Regions from separate parts of the Homo sapiens genome. Here regions 1, 2, 3, 4, 5 and 7 are each linked to region 6. Evidence: chromatin contacts called from ENCODE Hi-C or POLR2A ChIA-PET data. All regions are on one chromosome and are shown on one strand. The core of a region is the stretch at or near the end of the contact, and the rest is flanking DNA. Distances in the headings are between cores, read along the strand shown.

The links. Hi-C counts contacts between places; a loop is a spot of excess contacts on that map. ChIA-PET counts read pairs that join two places held with the same protein, here RNA polymerase II (POLR2A). Pooled maps may share reads with other maps.
Region 1: a map of heart left ventricle shows a loop between it and region 6 (6-fold over the local background). The contact joins two enhancer-like sites. A Hi-C loop is called at or near these places in 17 of 168 maps with a recorded cell type or tissue (CD4-positive, alpha-beta T cell, Right ventricle myocardium inferior, cardiac septum and 8 more) and 25 of 50 pooled maps. POLR2A ChIA-PET finds 5 or more read pairs at or near these places in 2 of 52 experiments (B cell and MCF 10A).
Region 2: a map of naive thymus-derived CD4-positive, alpha-beta T cell shows a loop between it and region 6 (2.5-fold over the local background). The contact joins two enhancer-like sites. A Hi-C loop is called at or near these places in 6 of 168 maps with a recorded cell type or tissue (IMR-90, cardiac septum, heart right ventricle and 2 more), 2 of 37 single-sample maps with no recorded cell type and 15 of 50 pooled maps.
Region 3: a pooled map shows a loop between it and region 6 (2.0-fold over the local background). The contact joins two enhancer-like sites. A Hi-C loop is called at or near these places in 5 of 168 maps with a recorded cell type or tissue (CD4-positive, alpha-beta T cell, CD4-positive, alpha-beta memory T cell, CD8-positive, alpha-beta T cell and 2 more), 3 of 37 single-sample maps with no recorded cell type and 11 of 50 pooled maps. POLR2A ChIA-PET finds 5 or more read pairs at or near these places in 3 of 52 experiments (B cell, MCF 10A and activated naive CD4-positive, alpha-beta T cell).
Region 4: a loop to region 6 is called in a map of GM12878, with 3 times the contacts of the local background. The contact joins two enhancer-like sites. A Hi-C loop is called at or near these places in 3 of 168 maps with a recorded cell type or tissue (Calu3, GM12878 and ovary) and 6 of 50 pooled maps. POLR2A ChIA-PET finds 5 or more read pairs at or near these places in 1 of 52 experiments (HCT116).
Region 5: a map of Calu3 shows a loop between it and region 6 (2.6-fold over the local background). The contact joins two enhancer-like sites. A Hi-C loop is called at or near these places in 2 of 168 maps with a recorded cell type or tissue (Calu3 and PC-9) and 3 of 50 pooled maps. POLR2A ChIA-PET finds 5 or more read pairs at or near these places in 2 of 52 experiments (H1 and activated CD8-positive, alpha-beta T cell).
Region 7: a map of CD4-positive, alpha-beta memory T cell shows a loop between it and region 6 (10-fold over the local background). The contact joins two enhancer-like sites. A Hi-C loop is called at or near these places in 5 of 168 maps with a recorded cell type or tissue (CD4-positive, alpha-beta T cell, CD4-positive, alpha-beta memory T cell, CD8-positive, alpha-beta T cell and 2 more), 7 of 37 single-sample maps with no recorded cell type and 14 of 50 pooled maps. POLR2A ChIA-PET finds 5 or more read pairs at or near these places in 3 of 52 experiments (CD4-positive, alpha-beta T cell and activated naive CD4-positive, alpha-beta T cell).

The regions. Positions count from the first base shown.
Region 1 is chr12:92,242,832-92,245,636 of GRCh38, forward strand. No RefSeq gene overlaps it. Among named protein-coding and RNA genes, the nearest start is that of BTG1-DT, 98 kb to the left of the region's middle. Within about 2 kb of position 1,365, at least 5 of the 41 ENCODE cell types and tissues checked have a DNase peak (open chromatin) inside an H3K27ac peak, as active enhancers do.
Region 2 is chr12:92,296,778-92,299,477 of GRCh38, forward strand. All of the region lies in intron 2 of LINC02391 (long intergenic non-protein coding RNA 2391), which reads right to left. Among named protein-coding and RNA genes, the nearest start is that of LINC02391, 66 kb to the right of the region's middle. RefSeq lists enhancers at 1,205-1,294, 1,325-1,374. Within about 2 kb of position 1,299, at least 5 of the 41 ENCODE cell types and tissues checked have a DNase peak (open chromatin) inside an H3K27ac peak, as active enhancers do.
Region 3 is chr12:92,223,725-92,226,424 of GRCh38, forward strand. No RefSeq gene overlaps it. Among named protein-coding and RNA genes, the nearest start is that of BTG1-DT, 79 kb to the left of the region's middle. Within about 2 kb of position 1,272, at least 3 of the 41 ENCODE cell types and tissues checked have a DNase peak (open chromatin) inside an H3K27ac peak, as active enhancers do.
Region 4 is chr12:92,277,420-92,280,119 of GRCh38, forward strand. The region is part of intron 2 of LINC02391 (long intergenic non-protein coding RNA 2391); the gene reads right to left. Among named protein-coding and RNA genes, the nearest start is that of LINC02391, 85 kb to the right of the region's middle. Within about 2 kb of position 1,317, at least 4 of the 41 ENCODE cell types and tissues checked have a DNase peak (open chromatin) inside an H3K27ac peak, as active enhancers do.
Region 5 is chr12:92,063,851-92,066,578 of GRCh38, forward strand. All of the region lies in intron 1 of LINC01619 (long intergenic non-protein coding RNA 1619), which reads right to left. Among named protein-coding and RNA genes, the nearest start is that of LINC01619, 78 kb to the right of the region's middle. Within about 2 kb of position 1,386, at least 10 of the 41 ENCODE cell types and tissues checked have a DNase peak (open chromatin) inside an H3K27ac peak, as active enhancers do.
Region 6 is chr12:92,569,244-92,571,943 of GRCh38, forward strand. The region is part of intron 1 of LOC105369905 (a long non-coding RNA gene); the gene reads left to right. Among named protein-coding and RNA genes, the nearest start is that of LINC02397, 100 kb to the left of the region's middle. RefSeq lists an enhancer at 1,279-1,408. Within about 2 kb of position 1,293, at least 5 of the 41 ENCODE cell types and tissues checked have a DNase peak (open chromatin) inside an H3K27ac peak, as active enhancers do.
Region 7 is chr12:92,207,376-92,210,085 of GRCh38, forward strand. No RefSeq gene overlaps it. Among named protein-coding and RNA genes, the nearest start is that of BTG1-DT, 63 kb to the left of the region's middle. RefSeq lists an enhancer at 1,669-1,758. Within about 2 kb of position 1,401, at least 12 of the 41 ENCODE cell types and tissues checked have a DNase peak (open chromatin) inside an H3K27ac peak, as active enhancers do.

The DNA.
Region 1 (2,805 bases), core at 115-2,614, 330 kb before region 6:
CATACAATAGCACTTAACTGGTGAGCTTATCTGAGGATTGAATAACTTACTATACATAAAGTTCTTAGCAAACTGCAGGTCACAGAGTAGGTGCTCAGTAAATGGTAGCCATAGAACTGACAACAGTAACAACAAAAGCAGCAACATAATTGTGACATATCATATCCCTGGGGATACTTTCAGCAATATTCTTACACAAGGCTTTCTGCCAAAGCTGTGGAGGCTTCCAGGCTTCAGCAATAATCACACAGCTGTTGCTGATGAGAACTCTGTGTCACTGAGCTCAGAGGCTCCTCATTATGAAAGCTCCTTGGCATTGCAGAGAACTGACTAGCAGGCCTCCATCTTGCAAGTGTGGTCCTGCACGTCTCTTGAAAACACTGCTCCAGGCCGGGCGCAGTGGCTCACACTTGTAATCCCAGCACTTTGGGAGGCTGAGGCAGATGGATCACCTGAGGTCAGAAGTTCAAAACCAGCCTGGCTAAAATGGCGAAACCCCATCTCTACTGAAAATACAAAAATTAGCCAGGCATGGTGGCACACGCCTGTGCTCTCAGCTACTTGGGAGGCTGAGGCAGGAGAATCGCATGAACTTGGGAGGTGGAGGTTGCAGTGAGCTTACATCACGCCACTGCACCCAAGCCTGGGCAACAGAGTGAGGGTCTATCTCAAAAAAAGAAAAAAAGAAAGAAAAACACTGCTCTGTCCCAAGACATTTTTCCATAATCTTTTGAATATGATACGATTCCTGTTTTTTTCTGGTGGCTTGAAATGGCATGCTCTGTCAACATATTCTTTTCACAGAAGCTGATTTTGTTTCATTTTTCTTTGTGTCTGCAAACAGAATATGGTTTTAATCTCCCACAGGACTTGTAATTATCATCTTAAGCTTCTAAGTAACCATACTATTGCATCTCTATATCATGTCAAGTAACCAGTTTGATTCATGTTTTAATGGAAATTGTTTAGTTATCATGTAGTCAAATTTACAGAATATATTAGTGATTTGGGGACATAGGTTTTAGAATCTCTAGAATGAATCCCCTATTCCTTAAGTGGAATGAGAAAACCATTGGTCAGCCACCAAATATAACTCATTTCTTCCACTTTTCTCTATTTCCATTATTCCATCTCCATATTCCAAATCACCATTATTTTTCTTCTCATAATCAATTTTCCACCCTGCTTAAAACATCCAATGCCTTCCTGATGCTCTTAGAAAAGAATCCAAATGCCTGTCCATGAGCTTTTATTTTCTTCAGAGAACTTACGTCTAGCTGTAATTATTTATCTGCTCTCCTGTTTATTTTCAGTTTCCCCTCCTGCCACTGTTCCTGCAGATTTCAGCTCCATGGGAGCAGGAATCTTGTTTCCTCACTGAACATTATGTTCTCAGCTCCTGGAAAAGTGCCTGTTACAGAGCAGAAGCTTTCAAAAGGCTTCAAGGCCATCTTCAGGCAGGATGTAAAGAGTAAGCTGCAAGCTTTTAATTTACAACCTAGTACCATGTTTACTGCATTCCGATGTTTTTCTCCCAAAGCCCAATAAATGGTTTTTAACTTTGTTATGTTTGTGCCATAACCACTCCGAGTGGTCTAGTGAATCCTATGAATTCCTTTTCTAAATAATGTTTAAATGCATAAAATTTTGTAAAAACAGGATGACAAAAGAAGGCAACTGCTCAGGTACAGCTATCAAAATACTTAAAAATTTCAGAGCTTCTTTATCACTGTGTTGAAGAACAAGCTCTAGCGGAGGGCCTAAAACCACTGTTATTTTCAGACTACAGCAGTTCATAAACAATATTTTGAGATGTCTGTAACAATTGTAATAAGATATAAATAAATCTGTGATTTCTGCTGGTGACAAAGTCACAGGTACAGCTGCCACTTCTGGGGCTTGTTGCCTTTCTTCTTAGTTAAAGAAACTGACAAATTTCAATTAGAGGTTAATAAAAATGCAGATGTAATTTTTTTTTCATCCACATTGATAGATCTCTTGGATTCTATGCATAGACCTTGGTGGTTCCCTGGGTCTCAGGTGAAGGGACTTGAACTGAATGTGAGAGAATGTGTGTTCAGGTGTGCATTTCTGTGCATCGTGGCTATAAGCGCATTCTCAGCCATGGTGCTCACCTTGGATATTGTCTGCCACCTCAAAAATGATCCAAGACCTTTTTTAGTTACTGGTGTCATTTATTCATTTGTATTTCAAATACTGGGAAAGAAACACAAAAAAAGCTCACTTATGATTCCATCATTAAAAAAATATATAAACCAGGTGAGAATCACCTCTTTCTAACCACCTTACCTCCTAAAGATCATCACTGTTAAGAACTGATGAATATAATGCATGATTTAAAAAGCAAAATAGATGTGTGTGAATGTGTGTGTGTGTGCACCCGCGCATCAAACATATATCTACAAGAATGAAGTGATATTGAACAAATTCATTTACTCTTGGCTTTTTGTCACTTAATATATGTTAGACTTGTTTCCAGATTACATTTTATTTTTTTAATGACTGCTTGATATTCTTTTGTATGATGCACCACAATTTATTGATATTTTCTAGTAAGTGCTTTTATTTGCCACCACACATAATGCTACAATGAGCATCCTGTATGCATGCTTTTCTGTATCCTTGCTAGTATTGTACAAAATAGATTCCTAGATGTGGAATAGTTAGGTCAAGGAGTATGTTTACTTAAGATTTTAATATAGATTACAAATTACTGAAACAAAAAGGTATTTAATTTACATTTCAATAAGAATATCTATTTCCTAACTCTCCTACCAAAACTGG
Region 2 (2,700 bases), core at 49-2,548, 270 kb before region 6:
CTGTTGTCATCCAGGCTGGAGTGCAATGGTGCGATCTTGGCTCACTGCAACCTCCGCCTCCCGTGTTCCTTGTCCTCATTTTAAATAGGCATCCCTGGGACCTCTGGGGTTACTAAAGTTTGGAAACCACCCCATTGAACTTTAAACTCCTCAAGGGCAGGCATCATCTATTACTCTTCCTTGTATTACCTCTATCTGGCACGTGGTAGGTAATGAACTGAAAAACAGTTCATTGCTTTTGAGCCACGGGTTAGCCTTCTGTAACTCCTGCTATGTGTAACCTTTTCAAACAAACAAACAAAAAAATTGAGACAGGGTCTCATTCTGTTACCCAGGCTGGAGTGCAGTGGCATAATCACAGCTAAAGTGATCTCCCCACAGCCTCCCGAGTAGCTGGGACTACAGGTACATATCACCATGCCCAGCTAATTTTTGTATTTTTTGTAGAGATAGGGTTTTGCCATGTTGCCCAGGCTGGTCTCGAACTCCTTGGCTCAAGAGATCCACCTGCCTGGGCTGGGATTACAGGCATGAGCCACTGCTTCTGGCCTTAGGTGTAACCTTTTACGAATGCAGGAGCTCAGAATCCAGCCTTTTTCACCACCCTATCTACCCTACCCCAGATCCTAACCCAGGGCCCTGGCACATGATGGACACTTAATAAACACTTTTTCACTGAGAAAAAGATGAAAGAAAAGATGGTCTACAGAAGCTGAGTGCTGTGCAGCAGGGCAGAAATGCAGCCAAAGCATCAATAAGATTAGCACAAGGACTGTTCAGTTACTCAGGAGGAGATGCTAAGTAAGAGCAGGAGCTGGCAATGCTCTGCTGTTCCTTTGTAGAAATCCTTGATGTGGGCTGTGAAATGTCAAATCCAGATTTGATTAAGCGCAACTCCAAATCCCTAAGGCAAGTGTGTATCCACGGTCTTAATGTAATTATTGGAGCCACCTCCGTCTGCTACATACTTTCAAAAGGGCTGAACTAGCACCCCATCCATTGATACCGACTGCTACAAAATGAGGCCTGCAATTAATTCATCACGTCCCAGGCAGATAATGCCTAAGAAGCTTCATCTGGCTCCTTCCTGAAAATTGAAGCATTAAATTGAACAAACAAACAAAAAATCCCTCTCATCTGCTGAAAATTCAGGAGGAAGGGCGGGTCCTAACAGCCACAGTGAAAATCAAAGTTTTGCTTCTTTTGTTGTCTGTTTTGGAACTTTCCACTTCCTCCTTCAAATGATAACCTATCAACTTTCAGTTCAACTATATTTTAAATTTTTTAAGGCAGAAGCCAATAAACAACACGAACTGTTACAAGGGCAACGGACTTCTAGTAGAATGAGTCAGTAGATACAAGTGGGGAACTTGGCTTCCTTTGCTTATACTCACTTGAGGTTTGGGCAAAAACATCAGGCCAAAACCTCGTCTGGATTCAGAGTAGGCACATTCAGGTCTATCAGATTAAACCCAAATGCCACAGCTTCACTGGAGCAGCCCAGATATTTCCCCACTGCATTCTCAGAGGGAAGAGGGATGAGGGCATCTGCTCCCAAGCTCAACCACAACCCAGAGCTCCACTTTGTTATGTGAAATTCAGAACACATTTGTTCCCGCTCTCTTTCTTTTTCTTTCAAAATTTTCTCCTGCCCTTTACTTAGGGTCTGGACGGAATCAAAATCCTGAGAGCCAAAGACACCAGGGGAAAGGCTGCTTTATTGTGAAATCCAATCTCAGTGAAAGCAAGATGGATCAGCAATCTTTTGACCTCACCCAGTGGCAAAGTCTAAACTGATCCACATGGTTTAGAGAACTCGGAAAAGATCTGATGAGTTGTCACACCGCTAACACTTGAGTTTTGTTTGTCATCCTATATAGAAATGATTCCAGAGTTTTTTCAAATTTCTGGAGCTTCTTAAAGCAAGACCAACAAGTGTCTGGGTGACCTTAGAACCAATCTATGTTTCTGGGACTCTTGAGATCAGCCCGGGCCAGATATTTAGAGGCTATAATGTCATACCACTAACACTTGAGTTTTGTTTGTCATCCTATATAGAAATGATTCCAGAGTTTTTTCAAATTTCTGTAGTTTCTTAAAGCAAGACCAACGAGTTTCTGGGTGACCTTGGAACCAATCCATGTTTCTGGGATTCTTGAGGTCAGCCCAGGCCAGATATTTAGAGGCTATAATGGACACTATTGGATCAATCTGCACTAGACTCACCACAGGAGATAGATCATTTCCAAACCAACGTCTAGCTTGGGGGAGGCGGGAAGTAAGTGGATTTTCACTATCTTTTGGTTCCCATTTCAAGAGCTAATCCCAGACATGGCAGTGACATTAAGGCTTGAATTCTTGCAAAAGCTGCCACTAGAAGGACTGGCTTAAATATCATAGCAGTTTTTATGCACAAATTATATTAGACGTAGATCGTACCTTTCAGGAACTTCCTTGCCTAAAAGCACCCATTGCCTCATTCTCTCTAGACCTACATATGAAATCTAAACTCACATAAATCCCTTCCAGCTTGCCCTCATCTCCCCTTTAATCTTCTCCCTATCCTTGCCATGCATTCTACCCTCTGGCCCGAGGACTGACAATTTTTTTTCTGCAAAGAGAGAGCCAAATAGTAAATATTTTGGGCCTCTAGCTCATGTAGTCTCTGTCATACCTACTCAACTCTGCTGTTGTAGACAA
Region 3 (2,700 bases), core at 22-2,521, 350 kb before region 6:
TAAAGGAAACTACTTGTACCTTGAAAAAGAAGAGGCTCAGTCAGGCACAGTGGCTCATGTCTGTAATCCCAGCACTTTGGGAGGCCAAGGCAGGAGGATTGCTTGAGCCCAGAAGTTTGAGATCAGCCTCGGCAACAAAACAAGACCCTATCTCTACAAATAATAAAAATAAAAAATTAGTTGGGCACAGTGGCACAAACCTATGATCCTAGCTACTCGAGAGGCCGAGGTGGGAGGATCATTTGAACCCAGGGGGTTGAGACTGTAAGGAGCCATGGTTGTGCCACTGTACTCCCGCCTGTGTGACAGGGCGAGACCCTGTGTCAAAAGAAAAATAAAGCAGAGGCTCAGCTTTTCAAATTGTAGGATCCTTTTTTTTTTTCCACTACCATAAGGCGTTCTGATTAAATCTACCTTAGTTACAGGGTCTGGTTTATGGATGGAGACAATAGGTAGCATAGTAGCTGAAAAAGAGAGAGAGAGAGACAAAGTTTATATTAACATTTAGTGGTTTTATTGCAACAATCTTCCACTGAGTTTATAAAACAAAGCTCTTTGCCTAAGCTCTTTTACGTAACTATCTATAGTTATAGTTTTATCAAAGACTTCTTTCTTGGGTTTGTATTGGGGTTTTTTGTTTATTTTGTTTGCCTGTTTATATATCTCTATATATATATTTTTAATTATACTTTAAGTTCTAGGGTACATGTGCACAACGTGCAGGTTTGTTACATATGTATACATGTGCCATGTTGGTGTGCTGCACCCATTAACTCATCATTTACATTAGGTATATCTCCTAATTGCCTGTTGTTTTTAATGCATATACCTAATCCCACATTTCTTGATGTCATTTTGCAAAGGAAAAGTTTGAATTTTCTGAGACTTTCTTTTTGAGAGAACACAGTAGCAACATTTAATCTCATCTTTGGATCCCAATCCAGCCACTGGTATGCTTTGATACCAAGTAGGAAAAGGAAGTGCTTAAAAATGTAAAAGGCTCTCCCTCCCTTTGTTTATTTACTCCTTTTCTCTATTTTTATTCTGGCATGCTCTGTCTCAGTGACTCAGGGGAAGGATGATGTCAAGCTGTTGTCAAGCCAATTGCATGGAAAGAGAAGAATTAACGTGTTCTCCCTTCAAAATGATGGATTCCATGGCTCCACATTCATCATCTGGCTCATGATTACCAACTCTTTGCAGTCCATTGCAGGGTGACCTCGTTAGCACTATCTGTGCACTTTCTGTGATAGCGGGCTGCCTGGAGGCCCTGCATGTGTGGTTCGGGTTAATGAGGGTCTGAGTCATCAAGTTAGAAACTCACCTTTCCAGCCATCAGATCCAGAAATGCTAGAAAAAGGCACAGGGCTCATAATCAGACATGCCATGTTGACGAAAGAGTAATGTCTCATCCTGGTGAGATCGTCCACAGGACCTGTGCTGAATAATTGTCAGGCAGCCATGAGACCACAGTAAGCTCCCATACTATCTAGAGGTCAATTTATCATCCAAGATGGCCTGCTTTGCAGATTGCTGCATGCATACCCTCTGCAGCACCAGGTAGCAGGCAGCAGGAGAGGTAGCCCCACAATAACACAGCATGTGTCCCTAGAGCATCTTCTTATTGAAATGGGAGATTTAAAACCTTTTAAAGAAAACTAATGGTCCTGTTTGCTGTCTAAGGATAAAGACGAGTACATTTTAATGGTGAAATAAAGAAACTTCAAATAAATTTTTCACTTGAAGCTGGCCTTCTGAGTCCCTCTCTCAAACCTGCCCCCATCTCACAGTTTCCCACTCCCCTGCTGCTCAGGATACTTCAGTGGGAAAGTTTAAACAAAACACACTAAGACAGTGTTTTCCAAACAGTGGGTCATGACCCATTAGTGGACTGTGAAAATAAATTTAGTAGATCACAACCAACATTAAAAAATAAAAAAAAGAAATAGGAGCTGGGTGCAGTGGTGTGTGCCTGTAGTCTCAGGTACTTGGGAGGCTGAGTGGGGAGGATTGCTTGAGTCTAGAAGTTCGAGGCTGCAATGATCTATGATGGTGCTTGTGAATAGCCACGGAGTCTAGCCTGGGCAACATAGCAAGACCCTGTATCTAAAAAAAAAATAAAAATAAGAAAAGAAATAAAATAGAACATCTGGATTGCAATGAAATGCATTCTTTATTGGATATAGTGATAAAAACTCTTTCAAAGCTGTTGCCCTAAGTGATAAATTTTGGTAACTTCTTCCTATATAAAATAATTATTTAAAAAATCCTGAAAATGAATAAAACAAATGTTTTATGATGATTGATACTAGCCATATCTGGTGATTAACAGGAGTAATAAGGAATAACATGCTCACTCCAACGCTCATAAGCCTTATCACCTAGATATTTTTTCTTGAAGCAATCTCCACATTCTCCATAGTGGAGACTATAACTGATTCAGGGTATGGTGGAGCATGTGTGTGTGTGTGTGTGTGTGTGTGTGTGTGTGTATGTTTGCATGTGAGTATGTAATCTGGCTCCTGTGGAAAGAAAACACATTGCTGGAAGATGAAATCACTGGACATAATTCTTTATTTCAAGCCTTTTCAGTTACACAGCTTCTTTTAAAAGTTTGACATGCAAAATTGTTAAATATCAAAATGCAAATCATGTAATTTCTCTTCCAGATGTCCTGCTTAGCTGCATATTTTTTCAGCC
Region 4 (2,700 bases), core at 67-2,566, 290 kb before region 6:
ATCACTTGAGCTCAGGAGTGGAGGGTGCAGTGAGCTATGATTGTGCTAGTGTACTTCAGCCTGGGCAACAGAGGGATTCCCTGTCTCTAAAACATCAATTAATTAATTAAAATAGTCCATCAATCCATAAATACCGAATATGTTACAGGTCATTCCTTTGCTCAAGTTTGGGTCAGGTTTTTAATCTATTTTTTATTTTTTTTAGAGATGGTGGTTTTACCATGTTGCCCAGGCTGGTCACGAACTCCTGGGCTCAATCAGTCCTCCTGCCTCAGCCTCCCAAAGTGCTCGGATTACAGGTGTGAGCCACCATGCCCAGCTGGGTTTGGGTCAGATTAAGTTAGACCTCAGAAGGAATTGATATCATAGGACCTCCTATGTTGTATTAAGAAGTATTCCATTCTTTCTCCCTTGCAAACACCTCATGGGCATGAGAAAGTCATTAGGTATTGGCATCCTATAGTCCTTTAAGCATTTGCAAAGCAGTGTATTGAAGTAGGAGATAGTAGATAAGGGCCCTAGGTCTCCTGCCTTCTCTAGCTCTACAAGATGACCAGATAACCTTGGATATGCCTTTCACCTTTCAGGCTCTCCACTTTGTCTTCAGTAAAATGGAGTCATTCTACCCAAGATGTCTGAACTGGATCAAATGATCCATTGCGATTTCTTCCAACTATTAAATCTACAACTCGATGGGGCTGATTTCTGTTGCCTATAGGGTCCTGCCTAGGGCAGTCCTAGGGAGCCATCTTAGCATGGCCACCTGGATAGATAAAATAATTTTTTCATCTCTACACTGCATGTCCTCCAATCCAGAAGGGAAGCATAGTTTTTACTCTGAAAACTCAAGAATTGTGAGTTGGTTTAAGAGCAAATGGATAGTGAGATTGTGAGCACCTACAGTCAGTAATTTATTTCCAGAGAAATTCTTATCTTAGCAGGAAAGTAGCCCTCCAAGGGGTGGAAACCTGGCTGAACATTCCATTCAATGGGGAAGGCAAGCCTGGAAACTCTGCCTAGAGCAACAAGGGCATTCACAGAAAACTTGGTTTGGGGAATATACATGGATGGTGTCCAGCTATGAAGAAATAATTTTCAGAGGCTAAACTATGTCACTTTCACTGTTTTGGCTGATTCTGATGGCAAATGAGGTTAACTGGTGCTCAGAACATCTTCTGGGAAAGTGAAACAGCAAGCAATTGCTTATTTTTTTTATGAGTTTTTCCATTTCTCATTGAAAGGAAGAATTCTTGTATGGGAGTTCTTAACCAGTAAATGTGGGTAGATCTGGAAGCCTGATTTGATGGTGCTCACGTCAGTGGCCTGGGGTTGTTAAGTTCCCCGAGGAGGAATGGAATAATCTACTGGGAACTCCCCACCCCCATCTCTTGACCTTAAAGCTTTAGGGAAAATGAAAAGCAGCTTCTCTTTGACAAAAAAGGTTGGGAAGCCTTGCTGTGATGTATTACTGTTTCTTTAAAGCTTCCATGGAAATGAAAGATGTTCTCAAGCAAAGGTAGGTCAAATCTATTAAGAGAGTGGGTGAGGTGTTTCCCTCCTGAAAACTGGAGAATAACAGAAAAGAACTTTTTCTGACAAACCAACAGTATCCTTTTGTTTGTTGGAGTTTGTTTGTTTCACATTTATTTACTGAATGTTAGGGAGAAATACTTTAATTTGGGTATGAGAATAGCTAATTACTAGATGAAAAGAAGAAAGGATTTCTAAGATGGAGCCCCCCCCTCCCCCCACTGCCCCCATAGCTTACACATTGTGTAAACCTGCCTTTGATCCCATCCCACTTTCTTCAGCAATTCCTTTTCCATACTCTCAGCTCCTAGAGAGTCATCAGAAAGCTGAGCTCCAGCCGGACTTGGAGGCTCATGCCTGTAATCCTAGCACTTTGGGAGGCCAAGGCAGGAGGATCAGAGGGAATCAGGAGTTTGAGACCAGCCTGGCCAACACAGTGAAACCCCATCTCCCCTAAAAATACAAAAATTACCCAGGCATGGTGCTGAGCACCTGTAATCCCAGCTACTCGGGAGGCTGAGGCAGAAGTGCTTGAACCCGGGAGGTAGAGGTTGCAGTGAGCCGAGATTATGCCACTGCACTCCGGCGTGGGTGACAGAGTGAGACTCTGTCTCGAAAAAAAAGAAAAAAAAAAGAAAAAGAAAAAGAAAGATGATCTTCATCCAGTAACACTGGCCTTAAAAGGCATTTTATTTTTCTCTCCTGCTTCAAAATGGACCCTCTTACTAGAATTAGTTCCATCTTTGGGGGAGATGGGGAAAGAGAAGACCCGAGCAGATCTTTCTTCAAATTCTAATCACATTTTTGAATTAATATGATACCTGCCATCTGTTTATTTCCTGGAAGCTGGGAAGATTCATTTGATATCCAAAAAGCCCTTTAGAAAGCCTAAAAAAACACATGTAAAGACCGTGTAGTGATTTCCTATATCCAAGATTTCTGGGTTTTTTTTGTTTTTGTTTTTGTTTTTTATGTTCCCTGGACACTGGCAATGTTTTGGTCATATAGAGAAGGGAAAAATATTAAACCATTTTTATCTTAGCTGACCTTTACAGAGACAAGAAGTGATTTTGTTTGAATTCTCCGTTTTAGTTTGGGACACTAACAGCTGGGCAGGGATTTTGCTGAACACTTTGTGAGGTTTACACTCAACTTCCTTCTTCAGATTGC
Region 5 (2,728 bases), core at 136-2,635, 510 kb before region 6:
TAAATAACAGTATTCTCTGTCTGTTACAATGTTCTTTCAGAATGCAAAAGCAGTTTGGCCAGAACATGATATGCTCATGGCTCAGAAAAGATAATCGGGCAGATTGGCCTGGCCAGGCAAGTGTCCATATGTCTCAGCAGCACTCCACGTGTATCCATTCATCTCAAAGCTAGATTTTTAAAAAAGAATGGTCCACTATAGTCAGGAGTGCCATTCTCGGGAAAGTATGACTATCTGTGTTTGATTACTTCTAAAACTTTATAACGAGGATACACTTCAGAACATCTATTTACTAGAAAGTTGAAAAGAGGTGAAGATCAGTACACGCGACTCACTAAAAAAGGAAATTATAATTTTAGTGCCTTACTTTTATATAGGCAATAGTTCTTTCCAGTGTACTATTTACAACATAAATGATGAGATTTTAGCCCCATACCATTCTGTATGATCAGGAAGGGAATGGTTATTATGTCCATTTCTCACAAGAGGAAACTGAGGTTCAAGTTGTCAAAGTCATTGGTACTTTCCAAATGTCCAAGTTCACATCATTATTTAATGGCAGAACCAGGATTTATCTTAGGATCTTTCTGCTCTTTCCAATGTACAATCTTCATTGGTCAGAATGAGCTAGGTTGTATTAGATTGTATTGCAGTAATAAATGGCCTTCAGATCTCAGGAGCTCACTATAATAAAGATTGATTTCTTGTTCATGTTCCTTGTCTGCTGTGGGTTTGGTCTGCTTTGTGTTTACTCCAGGACTTAGCGGACAGAACAGCCTCTATCTGGATCATTGCCAGTAATGTGGCAGTGTGAAAAGTGCAATTGATGGACCTCACACTGGCTTCTAGGGCTTCTGATAGAAAGTGGCTTTCACCCTTATTTCATTGGCCAAAGCAAGTCACAGCATTGCCCACATGCAATATGGCAGGTGTGTATCATCCTTTCACAGGGAGGGGCCCCAAATAGGCATAAAATTATTTCAGTTATATCAGGGTAGTAATGTATAAAGTGGTTGTCAGCCTCCCTTCCTTGTAGCATAAAGTTATTCTTTAATAAATGCGGTACTGACTAAGAATTATTTTAGGTATAATGAGCCAAGCAGTCCACTTAAATCATGTAAAAATTAAATAATTCAATAAATTTAATATTTAAAAACCAACAATTCTCAACTATCACTGTTGAGCACTAAACCCTCTGCATTTGCGAAGAGAGCAACTTTCACTCTGGGAATAAACTTTCCGTTTCTGGCAAGAGAATTGGATAGCAACATTGAAGTTCTACTGTGAATGGGCGTCAGGGTGTCATATTTGAATGTGTAATGAGTAAACATTGGCAGAAACCCCCTTTGCCACGTGACTTCAAAACAAACACCAGTCAGTAGGGAACTACCAGCTGTGCCCAGTAGAAAAAAATGCGCTCATATATTTTTCTTCCATGAGCAAAAAAATCCCCGCCGAGATCACCTCCCCTCAGAATGTAGGGCACGAATGTGTTCTCACATGAGTTCAAGAACAAAACCCCACCTCTGGAAAGTCCTCCTGGCAAAGTCATTTAAACAAATTGCAGAGGAAGACAGAAGTAGGACATGAAACAGAGTTCAGGCATTCACAGAATCTTGCATTCCCTTAAATCAATTCTCAGCTAAAGGAAAAAAAAATACAGCAGAGTTGGGGAGTGGGAGCATTTAGCAAGAGTTTAAAGTAGCTGATTTCTAATGTTGACTACATTATAATGTCCCTTACAATCCTAAGATTCTATGACTCCATAAGTTTATGTGATGACAAAAAGTTTCTGCTTTTTCAAGTACAGAAAAAAAAAGAGAAGAGGCTATGTTTTATGTAATAATAAAATTTAACAGAGAACTGCACCCTCCCACCTCCAAAAAAAATGTCCTGGTGACTATAAAGTTGTCTTGGGCTAGGCAATCTGCATATAGAATTCTGTTCCTTAAAAATTTTTTGGCACTGAGTCAGAACTTGATTTGTAGAAATGACACCTCCCCAATACTTCTTTTAGAGCAGTGAGGGGGAGGTAGAATGAACTGAGTTAGAACTTTACCTTAGACTTTTTGTAAAGGTCACCAAAGGGAAAATCCATAAAGAGTCATTGCCCTTTAGTCACTTACACGTATGAAATGTGTTGTCCTAGGATGAAAGAGAATCATTACTGTACATCACATTTCGGATTAAATAATTGTTGTGTCTTGCTTTTTTTTCATGACTTTAAATAGAATTCAGGTTGAAATGAACCTGGATTAATAGGAGATGTTTCTAAATATGTCAGTTGTGCTTTTTTGATATGCATGGATGTCATTCTACTATTTTGTTGGCATAATTGCTAGCAAATCCCCATAACTGATATTCAAATTTTAGTATAGATGTAAGTAAAAGTGTGTCCAGTTATCAAAATATAGATATAAGTAAAATTGTGTCTTAGTTATCAAAATACCAAATTTCATTTGAGCAAAAGAAATGAGGGGAGAGAAGATGGATATATTAACTTCTCTGATAAGCAACATACTACCCTGCTGCTTTCTCTAGCTACTTACTACAGAAAGAGTGCATGGTCATGAGATGCATGGAGTCTCTAGTATCTAACTGAACACAAAGAAACTTCTCTAATGGCTAGTCATGTTAAGTGATACAAGAGATGCATCCACTGGAAAAGACTGTGGCTCACTTTGAGGATGAGTATAATGTCACAGGATCAAAATATTTGAAAGAGAGA
Region 6 (2,700 bases), core at 43-2,542:
TTTCAGATCAGAAGAGCTCGCCAGTGGCTGTAAGAAGACTTCCATCTAGGATCATGACTTCAAGAAAAAAGCAGAAAGGAAAAGCAGGTTATCTGCCAAAGAATGAGGATCAAGCTGGCATTAAATTTCACATCAGCAATACTAGATGCTCAAGAAAAAGGAAGAATGCCTTTTTATTGGGAGATGGAAGTGGAAGAAAAGGACTGAAAAGATGAGGACTCACAATAAATTGCTTACTGTTAAAGGAACAAATGTTTTCCTTACATAACCAATAAAGGTCTAAAATAGAAATATGACTAACGGGAGATATTGAGTGACTTAAGTTACATTCTCATCTGTCAGTGTAGGAAAACAAATATCATATATAAAACTAATAACTCAAGAGTTATCAATGTAAGCATATTATTCAGAGATAGAGAGGTTACTAACCAAAAAATGCTATAAAAATTAAAAGTTACATGTGTGGAGAGACATTGAGGATAAGAGGAGTGGGACAGGAATGATTACTCTTCAGCTGGAGTGCTTTTGTCTTTTGTTATTGTTGTTATATGGAATTTTCTCTTTTTGATAAAATTTTTAAATGGTTAATATAAAAACTCAAGTATACAAATGTTACTAAGACATGTGCAATCCACTATTAGACACAGTTGATCAAATTTATGTAAAACTTAAGCGACAAAGTATTCTTCTACAATATATTTAATGCTGAACATGATTTCAGGACAGGGAGATGCTCACTTTATTTTGATAAACAGCCATTAATTCTCTAATGTTCAAACCCAACAAGATGTAGAGTGTTCTCCAGTATCGCCTTCCATTTGGAGACATCTGTGCTCATTGATCTACAAAGGGCAGGGAATGCCTGATTATTTTATTATGTCATTTGCTACTACAGGAATTATTCATGATCATTTACCAGCAAGCTGAGAACACGTGGGGCTGATATCTTGATTCAGAACACCAAGCCTAAAAGGGATACAAGTACTTAGTAAATTTAGAAGCCGATTCCACTCTACCACCAGCACCCCCTTCATCTTACCTTTAAACACATGCATTTATCACCATCTACCTTTAAACACATGCATTTATCACCAGAAACTGTATGTGCATTTTGCAAAGAATGTCCTTTTGTGCAGCAGAGAACAAAGGGATTTTTCTGCAAAACGATACTGAAACCTGATCACTGATGCATACTCTCTTGCCAGCATCTTGCCTATTGAATATCATCCCAGCCTATTATTCCCATATTGTTCTCTTTGGAAAACAAAAAGATGAGGAGTCCATTTAAAGTGCTCAAACAGCACCCTCTGCTGGTTGAGTTTAAGCTGAAGATTTGATGTGTAGCAGGGCTTAGTGACACATGGCAGAAAGAAGAAAAGAAAGCAAGGGAAAAACTGTAGACCAGGATGCATAAGGCAAACATAAATAGAACTCCATCAGTAATTTTGGTTACATATAAGGAAACGGATATTTTAGGCATCATAGCACATATATAGTGCAAAGACACTGTATTAATTCCTAATAGAATACTCCGTTCTTACAAAAAGAATATATTGAGCGACTTTGCATATTACCTTCAAGTTCTTTACTTTACAAAATAATTCACAAATTCCCCCAGTGAGTTCCTCTAGTGCTCTGAATATGTGGCATGACTTACACTCTATCTTTGGGTAACATATTAACTGTGCAAAACTAACTGCAAACTGTTTCTTAGGTCACAGACCAGGGCTCTTCATGATACCAGAGATACCTGCACTTACGTGACGTGTTTTTAAGTGTTTAGGAAACATTCAAAATTAATTTTTAATGTCTTGCTAATATGTAAGAAACAAGGGTTTGGAGATGGCAAGATTAATTTCTCCAACAAAGAAAAAAATGAGTAGCATATGTTCTCCAGGGCAGGGGATCTGGAGATCTGTTTTGCTTAATATAGTATAAATTCTTAATATATTGAGTAGCAATTAAAAACAAGTGCAGTCTTACATTTTAGAAGAGTGGAGCTAGGATTTTTTTATATCTTTGACTAAAAATCAATTAGATATTCAGCTCTCCCTGCTTGCCCAGGGAGTGGAGTTCACTTCCCATTCTCACTAAGCGTTGGTAGCAGAGAAAACAGTCAACAGATTTTAGACAGTTACATAGTGAGACACCCTACGGGCCTTTATTCTGTTTCCTCCAAAGTAAGAGCAGGGGAAATTTAAATGTCCACAGTCACCAAGCCATAAAGTACATGAACGGCACACACTGAGTTTGAGGAAAAGCACGTGATCCTCTTGGTCTATCTTTAATTTTTGGTGGAGACAACAATATCAAGAAACAATTATCCACTATAAGAAAAGCAACAGTGCAAATATGATGATAAACGATAACTGAAGCCTTGCTTTGATGTTAGGGAGAAAATTAGGAGTAGGAAGACTGATGAAATGGAGAGTGTGTGCCTCACTTAAACTGGCCAGATACCGCCAGATGCGGTAGCTCATGTCTGTAATCCCAGCAATTTGGGAGGCTGAGGTGGGCGGATCACTTGAGGTCAGGAGATCAAGACTATCTTGGCTAACACGGTGAAACCTCATCTCTACTAAAAATACAAAAAATTAGCTGGGCGTGGTGGCATATGCCTGTAGTCTCAGCTACTCAAGAGGCTGAGGCAGGAGAATCGCTTGAACCCGAGAGGCAGAGGTTGCAGTGAGCCGAGATCAC
Region 7 (2,710 bases), core at 151-2,650, 360 kb before region 6:
CCAGGTCTCATCTCCAGAGATTCTGATTCAATGCCTCCGGTATAAGGCCTTGAGATTTGTATAGAAAAGGGAAACAACTCATAAAGCACTTTTTATCTACTTACCTCAGTACTTTTTAGAAGGTAAATATAAATTGTGATGTTATATCTTTGTTTTTAAGATAGCATGTATAATAAGCACTATCAATTTAATAAGTTATTTTTATATTTATTTGTTTGTTTGTTTATTTATTTATTTTGAGACATTGTCCCACTTTTTCACCCAGGCTAGAATGCAGTGGCACAATCATGGCTCACTGTAGCCTCAACCTCCAGGCTCAAGCAATCCTCCTGCCTCAGCCTCCAGAGTAGCTGCAACTACAGGCACCCTCCACCACACCTGGCTAATTTCTGTATTTTTTGTAGAGATGGGGTTTTGCCATGTTTTCCAGGCAGGTCTTCAACCCTGAGATCAAGCACTCCCAAAATGCTGGGATTTTTATAGGCATGAGCCACCACACCCAGCTTTATTTACTTTTTAACTTTTGTGGAAGGCAATCAACACAGTTACTATCAGAAGATGAGTTCATGCACCTAAAAGGAGGGACAGCAAAGGCATTAAATGCAGCTTTCAGGGAAGTCCTTTGTAAATGCCCTGGAGTAGAAGTCGCGTACTTTAATGTGCATAAAAATTACATTGAGACCTTGTTAAATGCAGATTCTGATTCAGCAAGTCTGGAATGAGTAAGAGTCTGCATTTCTAACAAGTTCCTAGGATCCTACTGTTCTGAGCATGACACTTTGAAAAGCAATGCTTAGGCGGGGCGTGGTGGCTCACGCCTGTAATCCTAGCACTCTGGGAGACAGAGGCAGGCAGATCACGAGGTCAGGAGATGGAGACCATCCTGGCTAACATGGCGAAACCCCGTCTCTACTAAAAATACAAAAAAATAGCCGGGCGTGGTGGCGGGCGCCTGTAGTCCCAGCTACTCGGAAGGCTGAGACAGGAGAATGGGGTGAACCCGGGAGGCGGAGCTTGCAGTGAGCCGAGACCGTGCCACTGCACTCCAGCCTGGGCGACAGAGCAAGACTCCGTCTCAAAAAAAAAAAAAAAAAAAAAAAAGAAAAGAAAAGAAAAGCAATGCTTAGTCAACAGCAGGCATCTTCAGACCTGCTGCCCATTTTTGTAAAGTTTTATTGGAACACCTAGTCGTGTCCGTTTGTTTACATGTTCTCTGTGGCAAAGTTGAGTAGTTGCAACAAAGGCTATTTAGTCCACACATCTTAAATGTTTATTAACTGACCCTTTTGTAGAAAAAGTCTGAAGACCTCTGGTCTAGAGTGATTACTATCACAGAAATCTGCAATCAGAATGTGTTAAGTTTGCGTTTGGACTTTGCCACATTTGTCTTTGTGCCTTGTCAGTCAGCTTCTCTGAATCACAGTTTCCTGTCTGTGGGGAGAGGATAAGAATAGCACATGCTTTATAGAGCTGTTGAAGGATTAAGCAAAACAATACCAGTAAGGAGCTTAGCACACAAATATAAGTGTGCTTCAGATACTTGGGGACCGTGTATAAAGTTTATATCCCAGCCGGGTGCAGTGGTTTATGCCCATAATCTCAGCACTTTGGGAGGTTGAGGTGGGAGGATTACTTGAGCCCAGGAGTTCGAGGTCAGCCTGGGCAACAAGATTCTGTCTCTACAAAATATAAAAAATTAACTGGGTGTCGTTGTGTGCACCTGTAGTCCCAGCTACTCGAGAGGCTGAGGTTGGGGGATCGCTTGTGCCTGGGAGTTTAAGGGTGCAGTGGGCCATGATCGCACCACTCACTATGGCATGGGCATGGGTGACAGCAAGACACTGTCTCAATAAATAAGTAAATAATACAAAATGCAATAAAAGCTGCCTAGAATGCATTTTTTTTTAAAGTCTGCATTCCTAGGCTTCACTTGTGAAGATTCAATTCAGGAGGTCTGGGGTGGGGCCTGAGAATCTGTTTTTGAAACATGTTTTCCAGAAGTTTTTTTTTTGTTTTGTTTTTTTGAGACAGGGTCTCACTGTGTCACCCAGGCTCAAGTGCAGTGAAGTGATCTTGGCTCACTGCAACCTCTGCCTCCTGGGCTCAAGCGATCCTCCCACCTCAGCCTCCTGAGTAGCTGGGTCTACAGGTAGGAGCCACCATGCCTGGCTAATTTTTGTACTTTTTGTAGAGATGGGATTTTGCCATGTTAGCCAGGCTAGTCTTGAACTCCTGGCCTCAAGTGATCCACCCACCTTGGCCTCCCAAAGTGCTGGGATTACAGGTGTGAGCCACTGCACCCGGCCAGAAACATGCTTCCCAGAGGATTCAGATGCAAGTGATCCACAGGGCCAAGTATTGAGGGAAATGTTTAGCAACTTCTCTTGTTCACTTCATGTTCACGCCCCCATCCCATTCTGCTTCCTTCCTTCCACCCTCTCTTCACTATCTGTATCATCCTCAGGAAGGGCTGCTGGGCCTTGCTGCTCTGCATTTCTCTGGCTCCAGGTGCTCCACTCAACCAGCCCTATGCCTAAATTTGTTCTCCAGCTTGTCCGCAGGACTCCAGTTTTAGACTTTGATCCTAAATTAACAATACCTCTGAGTGGACATATTACTTACTTCATGCTCAGAACTGCTTTTGAATGATTAGGTTTTCTCTCCTTTGCAGATCTGTTATTGCCCTCCCTTGATCCCATTTTAAAACAGT